Linked DNA regions of Homo sapiens: region 2 is linked to region 1. A link is a loop called in an ENCODE intact Hi-C map of the cell type or tissue named here. Cell type or tissue: MCF 10A. All regions are shown on one strand. Links, peaks and the distances in the headings refer to the core of each region. The heading gives the core; the rest is flanking DNA. Region 1 has its middle 17 kb from the start of OR9K2. Region 2 has its middle 94 kb from the start of MUCL1.

Region 1 (5,393 bases), core at 338-5,337:
CACTTATTTTCAACAATTACTATTCTATACTCCGTGTTTTATCTATTTGTGAATGAATGAATGGAATGCAACCTTACCATAAAATGTAAAGTAACTGATATAGAAGAAATGATGGAATAAGAAAATTAGCCCTTGGCAACCCTCAAAGTCATAACTGATTCATTTGAGTCATGCACGGGCTAAAGATAATGGACGAAAGTGTGATAAGAAAGAGACTATTACATAGTTTAAAATATCTCTCAACAAAATACTTATTAATTACTCTTATTAAACACTAAATACACTTATTAATTATCTATCCAGTGGAGAAACCTGGAAGACATCATCTTAACAAAATAATAAAAGTTAACATTGTCAGTAAGGAGACAAATCATCACCATGGCGAGCCTCCTGATATTATGGACTAATAAAAGAAGCAACACTTCCGTGGTATTCCTGCCCCAAACACAGATCCTGAACCTAGTTCAACAGGAAATATTAAACTAAAATGAACAGACATTTCAAAAGGTCAAAGATGTGAAAAAAAAGGAAAGACTGAGAAACACTTTCATATTGAAAGAGATTAGAGAGGTATGACAAATGCAACATGTAATACTGGGTCAGATGCTGAACAAGAGAGAAAAGGGTATAAGAGAAGAAAGCATTTTTTTTTTTCCTAACAAGAGAATTGTCAGGTCAATTGGTAAAATTTCAGTGGGGTCTATGATAAAAATAATGGTACTGAGAAATATTTTTGTAATCTAGCTATGTTCCAAATTGGTTAAAATGTGCATCTACTAAAAAAGGCATCTAATTTAGAAAAATATATAAATCATGGACACATTACTTATTATCAAAAAATCTTTATTTTTTAACCTTAAAAATTTAAATAACTTATCTAAAATGTAAAATTTGGGATTTAGAAGATCATTTATTAGTTTTTGTGAATTTCACTAATTTGGAAAGCACAATACCTAAAATACCGTATCAAAATTTATATTTGATGTTAAAAAACTGGTTTTAATAATAAATATTTTCAGGACAACCTTATAGGGATTTGAATAAGCCAATTTGTTCATGATAAATCTCTTCATTTATATACATCCTGCTGTTTCTCTGCTTTTCTGGAGAAGTTTGACTAATACACTTTCATTGCAAAACAAGGAACTTTATTTCATTATTTTTATATACAATAAATAAAAATTACCAACATAAAATAAATAAAAACTATGATCAATAATTTGATGATAAAATAATTAAAAATTAAAATGTAAAGAAAAGCAAAAAAATTGATTTAGACAACAGTAAAAAACATGTAGTGAACTTTTAAGTTCTTTCAAACTATTGCATAAGAAACTCTATTGAACATTTGCATACTTTTTTGAATAAAAAGTAAACAAACAGGCTGGGCGTGGTGGCTCACACCTGTAATCCCAACACTTTGGGAGGCCAAGGCAGGCAGATGGCTTGAGGCCATGAGTTTCATACCAGCTTGGCCAACATAGCAAAACCTAGTCTCTACTTAAAATACAAAATTTAGCCAGGCGAGGTGGTACCTGCCTGCAATCCCAGCTACTTGGGAGGCTAAGGCATGAGAATTGCTGGAACCCAGGAGGTGGAGTTTGAAGTGGGCCAAGATCGCACCTCTGCTGGGCGACAGAGCCAGATGCTGTCTCAAAAAAAAAAAAAAAAAAGAAAAAGAAAAAGAAAAGAAAAGAAAAAGAAAAAGAAAAGAAAGAAAGAAAATAAAAAACATTAATAAATTTAAATCATCTAATTAAATATGTCAGTGGAAAAATGATTTTGTCTTCTTGAATAATGGAGTTATTGAATATAAAAAATATCAGAGAGCATTAAAGGAGCCAGAAAACTTCAAATGTTGATAATAGTTATCAGAAATTTGAAGAGAATTCAGCACTATAGAAATTTTGCTGAAAAAAATTCTTTTGAACACCACATCATGTGATAACTTTTCATTTAATGGGACAACTTTTGTAATGGTTTGGTCTAGTCTAGTTGTTTCACATCAAACTGTGGCTCAGACAGTATTTAGTGGTAAGATGTAAATCCAAAGATTCCCCCAATAATTTGTAAAAATCAATAGATTTGCTAAAAATTTTATCATTCATTAAGCAGTTTACTAAGATCATAAAAGGGACTTTTTATTGATTTACGTATTGATATATAAGCATTTGTATATATCAATTACTGAACAGCTGTTAAATATTTTGATTATAACCCCTTCTGTTAACCACTAAAATCATTCCTCAAAACTCTTCCCATAAAAAACACTTGTCCAGATGGCATCTTGTCAGTTTTTGCAAACCTTCAAGGAGCAGAAAATTTCAACCACCTCTTTAGAATAAAAAGAAGAAAAACTTCACCTTTTAATGATGTAATACAAGCTTGAGTCCAAAAGGTGCCATGGTTATTATGAGGAAAATAAATAATGTTCTGTCTTGATGATGAACATATACACAATTATAAATGAAGTTCAGTGAAACTCCATGAAAATGCACCTCAGAATAAGACAAGTTCAGATATAATGTTACTGGCAAATATTTTCCATTTTCTCTTCATCCCTTTTCTGGAACAGGGATGAAATCTTACAGGAATTATTTTCAGTGAGGGAAAAAAACAAAAGGAGGGGAGGGAAAACAAGGCAGACAGTGTCAGACAACTTTATCTTGGGAAACAAGGAGTTAGAGGGTGGCTCGCACAATTCCATTTATTTTCAACCAATCTTCCTTGCTCAGGGTAATATGGTGGGGATGAAAACCAGGTTTCTTGGAAATAGTTAGATTTCTTACCATTGTGCTCGAAGTTCCATTCTTTACAGTACCCAGAATCTTTAGATTTCATGGCAGTAGACAACAGCCACCAGATGGCAGCAAACTACAATTGAGTACAGGATTTCCTTCTGGAGCCACAACTACCCAGAAATCCTGAGCAGTTCCGCACATCCTGGATCACACCATTTACTTCACAACAAGATCCTTACTCTTAAGGGGAAAAAAATACATTTTGAAACTTTTTTGTTATGTTAAAATAGGATTTAAAATGTAAAAAAGTGTAGTGCATTATGAAAAAGTTGATTATATCTCAGAAATGTAAAGTTGGTTTAATATTAGAAAACCAATTAATATAATTCACCACATTAATAGAAAAAGAGATAAAACTGATTGTATTATCTCAATAGATGCCAAAAAGGCACTTGATATAATCAGAAAGATGCAAAAATAAGTCCACAATGAGATGATGCAATATCATGACCATAATTGTATAAAAACATTTTAAAATATGATTGCTACCAGCTATTGGCAAGGATATCAATCAATGTGGCATGTAATATGATGATGATAGGAACTAAATGATTTGTTATTATCTTCTAAAATTAAGAAATGCCCTATGGTTCTGCATAGTTTATGCATATATATGTGTGTATACATATGAGTCAGAAAACAGTGGTATGATAACATCAATGCCCTGAGACAAATAGCTTTACACCTAATGTTGTATATCTGTTGTGGGGGAAAGCATTTCAAATTGGTAAAAAAAAGGATTTCAAATAAATAAATAAGGAAAACTTATGAGCAAGTATCATTTACCAATGCAGCTTTAAACATACGTGTATCAGAAGGGATGATTACCCTAAAAAGAATATGTGAGCTCAAGAATAAATATTCTGTTAAAATGTTAAGCATTTGATGAATATGTAATATATTTCATACATATGTATACACACATATATATGCATAAACTATGCAGAACCATAGGGCATTTCTTAATTTTAGAAGATAATAACAAATCATTTAGTTCCTATCATCATCATATTACATGCCACATTGATTGATATCCTTGCCAGTAGCTGGTAGCAATCATATTTTAAAATGTTTTTATACAATTATGGTCATGATATTGCATCATCTCATTGTGGACTTATTTTTGCATTTTTCTGATTATATCAAGTGCCTTTTCGGCATCTATTGAGATAATACAATCAGTTTCATCTCTTTTGGGAATTCAGCCATCAGTCTAAGTTTTCCTTTACTAAACTTATCTTTATTTTGTCTTTCCTTCTGGCTTCTTCTCTTTGTCTTTGGTATTGTGCGTTTTCACTATGGTACATTTTTTGTAGTGTACCTTCTGTTTGGCATCATTTTACCAACCCATATTCTCTTTCTTTAATTCCATCATTTCCACTGGACATATTGCAGACTCTCTAACACTATTGGTATCATCTATCTCTGTCTCTTTTTGCTGTTTTTTTTTTTCAAGTATCCTAATTCTTTCTTCAGTTATCCTTCATCTGTATTTACATTTTCAATTTTAAGGTAAACTTTGTTTTACTATTAAGCTTTTAATTTTACTTTTTTTTGTTTCTAGAAGTTGTACTTATTTTTTAATCTGGTCATATATTTTAGTTTCTTTTTCTTACCAATGCTAACGTGTTTAAAGGAAAGGAAATTTTTCATGTTTTTTTATATATTTCTATTTATTTATTTGGTCAAATGATACTTCTAAGGTCTTTGGGAAATTGCCACACTGTTTTCCATGATAGCTGAACTAATTCACATTCTCATCAGCAGTGAATAAGCCTTCCCTTTTCCCCACAACCTCTCTGGCATCTATTTTTTGACTTTTTAGTGATAGACATTTGGACTAGTATAAGATGGTATCTCATTGTGGTTTTCATTTGCATTTCTCTACTATTTCTCTAATAGTAGTGTTGAGCATTTTTTCATATGCTTATTGGCTATGTGTATGTCTTCTTTCAAAAAGTGTTCTTCATGTCTTTTGCCCACTTTTTAATGGGGTTATTTGGTTTTTGCTTGTTAATTTGTTTAAGTTCCTTATAGATGCTGGATATTAGAACTTTGTCAGATGCATAGTTTCTCCTATTCTGTAGGCTGTATGTGTACTCTGTTGACAGTTTCTTTTGCTGTGGAGAAGCTCTCTACTTTGATTAGGTCCCATTTGTCAATTTTTTATTTTGTTGCAATTGCTTTTGGCATTTTGTAATGAAATCATTGCCAGGGCCTATGTCCAGATTGGTATTTTCTAGGTTATTTTCATTTTCCAGGATTTTTATAATTTTAGGTTTTACATTTAAGTCTTTAATCCATCTTGAATTTATTTTTGTAGATGGTATAAGAAAGGGGTCCAGTTTCAATCTTCTGCATATGGCTAGCCAGTTATCCCAGCATCATTTACTGAATAGGGACCCCTTTTCCCATTGCTTGATTTTGTTTATTTTGCCAAAGATCAGATGGTTGTGGGCATATGACTTTATTTCTGGGCTCTCTATTCTGTTCCATTGGTCTATGTGTCTGTTTTTGTACTGGAACCATGCTGTTTTGATTACTGTAGCCTTGTAACATAGTTTGAAATTGAATAACCTGATGTCTCCAACT
Region 2 (5,393 bases), core at 206-5,205, 380 kb after region 1:
TGATGAGCATTTTTTCATGTGTTTTTTGGCTGCATAAATGTCTTGGGAGGGGGGGAGGGATAGCATTAGGAGATATACCTAATGCTAAATGACGAGTTAATGGGTGCAGTACACCAACATGGCACGTGTATACATATGTAACAAACCTGCACATTGTGCACATGTACCCTAAAATTTAAAGTATAATAATAATAAAATAAAATAAAATATTAAAAAGAAATATAAATTCTATATTGTCTACACACAACTAATTCAACCTTGTAAAATAAGCATGCATGATAAAGATTTTTAAAAGTGAAAGTAATTGTGTATTAGTCAAGGTAGTTATTGCAAACTATCCTAGTCCAAGCCTAACTTAAACAGAAAAGTAATTTAATAAAGACTATCAGTTCCTGAAATTATTAGAAAAGCTGGAGAAAAAGATGTCCAAGCTTCTGGTAAAAATGCTAACAACTTTGCCACAGGACTGGTTTGATGAGAAAACCTCCTGCATGGCCATGGGTGCTGCCAAGTACTAAATGCCAAGAATTTGATTAAAACAACAGTAAAACGTATTTCCCTATCAGAAATCAGTCCTGCAATCATTGCTGTCCTTTCAACCTGTATGTTTTGGCAGGCAATATATGCCAGCAAAATGAAGGCTGTTTTCACACACTGCTCATCTCCAGGCTAAGGTCTTGTGAAAGTTCCTAAAATTAGAAGAGCTAGTTCACAAGCCTGCATTCTGGTTGCAAGAGAAGCTGAGAAACTGCAGTATAATTTCAATGTCGTAGGACTATACACAGCATTTTATTTAATTCTTTTAAACAGAATGGACATTATTATCTATATTTTATAAATGAAGATATTGAAGTATATTAATTTTGATAAATTATAGGTTATTTTGATTTTTGATTTTATATAGATAATCAGGCCATCCACAAATAACGACATTTTTTTCTTTCTTCCTTTCCAACTATTTGACCCTTTATTTCCTTTTCTGATTTTAATAATCAGGCTAGAAACTCTAGTATAATGAGAATAAATGTAGTAATAGCAGCACTCTCTGAATTATTTCTGATTTTTTTTCATGTTCCAAAGCTTTCTTTTTTACTATTCTTATTATACTTTAAGTTCTAGGGTACATGTGCACAACGTGCAGGTTTGTTACATAGGTATACATGTGCCATGTTGATGTGCTGCACCCGTTAACTCGTCATTTACATTAGGTATATCTTCTAATGCTACCCCTCCCCTCTCCCCCAACCCCATGACAGGCCCTGGTGTGTGATGTTCCCCATCCTGTGTCCAAATGTTCTCATTGTTCAATTCCCACCTATGAGTGAGAACATGCGGTGTTTGTTTTTCTGTCCTTGCAATAGTTTGCTCAGAATGATGGTTTCCAGCTTCATCCATGTCCCTACAAAGGAGATGAACTCATCCTTTTTTATGGCTGCATAGTATTCCATGGTGTATATGTGCCACATTTTCTTAATCCAGTCTATCATTGATGGACATTTGGGTTAGTTCCAAGTCTTTGCTATTGTGAATTTTTTTTTTTTTTTGAAACGGTGTTTTGCTTTTGTTGCCCAGGCTGGAGTGTAATGTCATGAACTCGGCTCACTGCAAACTCCACCTCCTGGGTTCAAGCAATTCTTCTGCTTCAGCCTCCTGAGTAGCTGGGATTACAGGCACGCACCACCACTCCCGGCTAATTTTGTATTTTTAGTAAAGATGGGGTTTCTGCATGTTGGTCAGGCTGGTCTCGAACTCCCAACCTCAGGTGATCTGCCTGCCTCAGCCACAGAAGAGCTCGGATTACAGGCATGAGCCACCGCACCCGGCCTATTTCTGATTGTAAGATAAGTGCATTCAGTAATTTACAATTGAATACGATGTTTCCTGTAAATTATTTGTAAATAACCTTAATTTTTCATGTTAAGAAAGTTTCCTCTATTCCTTGTTTTCTAAGACTTTTAACAATGAATGGATGTTGAATGCTACCAATGCTATTTCTACATTTAATTAGATAATCATATATGTTTTATTTTAATATCTAAATATGATGAGTAATAATAACACACTTCTTTTTAAAAAATTCTTTTCAGAAAGAAGTCCAGTTTTCCTGAAGTAGTGTCTTGTCTTTAAGATAGTTAGGCTCACTTTGCTGCTAATTTGATCATATTTTTGCATCTTTATATAAACAAGATTAGCCTGTGATACATTATTCTTATATTTTCCTTAAAAGATTTTAGTATCAAAGGATGTCATCAAAATGGTATAGCAGAAACAATCTGACTTTGCTCTCCCCAGCAGAAAACCAAGAACAAATATCCAGCATCAAGATTATCACCAGGGGCCAGGTACAGTGGTTCATACCTGTAATCCCAGAATTTTTGGAGGCTGAGGTGGGCAGATTGCTTGAGTCCAGGAGTGCGAGACAAACCTGGACAATGTGGCAAAACCCTGCTTCCACAAAAACACAAAAAATTAGCCAGGTGTGGTGGTGCACACCTGTAGTCCCAGCTACTTGGGGGGATGAGGTGGGAGGATCACTTGAGCCCAGGAAGTTAAGGCTGCAGTGAGCCATATTGGAGCCACTCCACTCCACTCCACTCCCGCCTGGGTGACAAAGCAAGACCCGGTCCCCGCCTCCAAAAAAAAAAAAAATATATATATATATATAGTAACCAGCAAAATCCTAAAACTCAAATCTGAGGCTGGGGCAATCCCTACAGCCACAGAGAAGTGAGAAACTCCGAGCTTCGGGTAAGAGAAACAAACCTGTCTATCTTTGATACCGATCCTCAATCTGCCAGGCACCATTTGTGGAAAATTCCCCCAGACTCATGGTTTCTAGATCGGAAAAAGTGAGATTGAGGTAGATAGCCAGCTTCTCCACCATCGTGGATTCCCTTGTAGGAAAAGCATTCCTGCCTCAACTCATGGGAAATACCTGTAGGAAGGAAAACCCCAAGGGCAGCTGGAGATAAAGAGGGAAAGTGGGACTAGAAACCCCAGCCTGTGAAACCCTGGTCTTTAAGGCAAAGGAGATGCCAAATCAGAGTGTCTGTTCAGCAGTACGACATTGTATGAGGCACATTCTACCAGTCTTTTGAGCACAAATCCCTAGCCAGATTTCCCTCATGGGTATGGTAACTTCTTTGGGACTTCCTCTCTCTCCTCAGTCAGGGATGGGCAACACTCTGAGCAGTTGCAAGAAGCCCAAGCCAAATCTGGGCTTAAGGCACCATCTAGTGTTGAAAAGGAGGCAACAATGTAGGATAAGGAGACCAACAGGCAGCTAAATATTACCCCATAGCAAACATACCCTAGGAAGACCAAAACAAGCCAGACAGCAAAAACTGTAAATAATCCTCCAATGCAAAGCCATAGATGTATATCCATAAGAAACAACAGCAAACAGGGAACTCTGACCTCCACAAATGAGCAAAGCAATGAGCCAAAGACTGATCCTAATGAGGCAGTGATATATAAGCTCTGTTAAAGAATCCAAAGTAGCAGTTCAAAGGAAACTCAGTGAACTCCAAGATAACACAGAAAAGCAATTCAGAAATTTACTAGAGATATTTAACAAAGATATTCAAATAATTTAAAAATTTAAACAGAAATCCTGGAACTGAGAAATATGTTTGCTAAACTGAAAAATACATTATAGGCTCTCAACAGCACAATGGATCAACAGTGGGAAAACTCAGTTAGTTCAAAGACAGGCTATCGGAAAATACACAGTCAAAGGAGAAGAAAGAAAAAAGAATGGAAAGAAATGAAGAACACTTGCAAAATATAGAGAATACCTTTAAGAGAGCAAATCTAAGTGTCATTGCCATTAAAGACGAAATTGGGAAAGAGAAAGTGTTAGAAAGCTTATTTAAACAAATAATAACAGAAAAGTTTCCAAACCTAGAGAAAGGTATAATCTAGCTACAGGAAGGCTAGAGATCACCAAATGACTTCAATCCAAATAATACCACCCGAAGGCATATAAGACTTTGAGAGTTTACCCTCAAAGGTCAAGGACAAAGAAACGATCATAAAAACAGCAAGAGAAAAGAGGCAAATAACATATAAAAGGGCTCTGATTCATCTGGCAATAGACTTCTCAGGAGAAAACATAAAGGCCAAAAGGAAGTAGAATGACATATTCAATGTGCTAATGGGAAAAAAAAAAACTTTCAACCAAGAATACTGTACCCAGAAAAAGCTTTCCCTCAAACATGAAGGGGAGATAAAGTCTTTCCCAAACAAACAAAAGCTGACAGAAGGAATTCATCACCACTAGACCCATCTTACAAGAAATGCTAAAAGTACTTCAGTCTGAAAGAAAATGATGCTATCATACAAAAGCAAAACATTTGAAGATATGAAACTCACTGGTTGAGTGCAGTGGTTCACACCTGTAATACCAGCACTTGGGAGGCCAAGGGGGGAGGATCACCTGAGGTCAGGAGTTCAAGACAAGCCTGGCCAACATGGCGAAACACCATCTCTACTAAAAATACAAAAATTATCTGGGTGTGGTGGTGGGTGCCTATAATCCCAGCTACTTGGGAAGCTGAGGCAGGAGAATCACTTGAACCCAGGAGGCAGATGTTGCAGTGAGCCGAGATCATACCACTGCACTCCAGCCTGGGTGACAGAGTGAGACTCCGTCTCAAAAAAAAGAAAAAGGAAAGAAAGAAAGAAACTCACTGGTAAAAGAAAGTACACAGACAAACAGACAAATTAACAATATTCTAATATTGTCATTGTGTAATCTACTCAAAAATCTAGAATGAAGACCAAAAGAAAAATCTATAAAAAATAGCTACTGCAGCCTTTTAAGAGATAGGCAATATGAAAAGATGTAAATTGAAAAAACAAGAAGTCAGAATGGGGGGTGGAATTAAAGTATAGAGTTTTTTAGTTTTTCCTTCCTTTCTGTTCTGTGATAAAAGTTAAGTTGTCATCTGTTTAAAATAACTTATTATATTTATAAGATAATTTTGTAAGCCTCATGGCAACCGCAAAGCAAAAACCTATATTAAATACACCAAAAATAAAGCTCAGTGTATTAAAATGTATTACCAGAAAACTTTACCTAACCACAAAGGAAGACACTCAGAAAGAAAGGAAGAGAGGAGTTAAAAAAACAACCAGAAAACAAGTAACAAAATGACAGTAAGTCCTTACCTATCAATTATTATACTGAATGTTAATGGACTAAATACTCCAATTAAAATACATGAATGGGCTGGGCATAGTGGCTCACACCTGTAATTCCAGCACTTTGGGAGGGCGAGACGGGGGATCAGAAACCCTGCCTCTACTAAAAATACAAAAATTAGCCAGTGGCGGTCACCTCTAGTCCCAGCTACTCGGGAGGCTGAGGCAGGAGAATCACTTCAACCAAG

Evidence for each region. A loop is a pair of places that touch in the nucleus more often than their neighbours do. Peaks named below come from ENCODE experiments on the same cell type or tissue, not always from the same donor. Only the 100,000 strongest peaks of a DNase experiment are listed, where the experiment ranks them.
Region 2: a loop joins it to region 1, with 5 times the contacts of the local background. A loop is called at or near these places in 16 of 110 quality-filtered maps.

What each region holds. Positions count from the first base shown.
Region 1 is chr12:55,140,928-55,146,320 of GRCh38, reverse strand. No RefSeq gene overlaps it. Among named protein-coding and RNA genes, the nearest start is that of OR9K2, 17 kb to the right of the region's middle. In MCF 10A, for the core only: a CTCF peak has its summit at 2,845 (motif pointing right); a DNase peak (open chromatin) is centred at 2,880.
Region 2 is chr12:54,757,763-54,763,155 of GRCh38, reverse strand. No RefSeq gene overlaps it. Among named protein-coding and RNA genes, the nearest start is that of MUCL1, 94 kb to the left of the region's middle. In MCF 10A, for the core only: a CTCF peak has its summit at 3,225 (motif pointing left); a DNase peak (open chromatin) is centred at 3,205.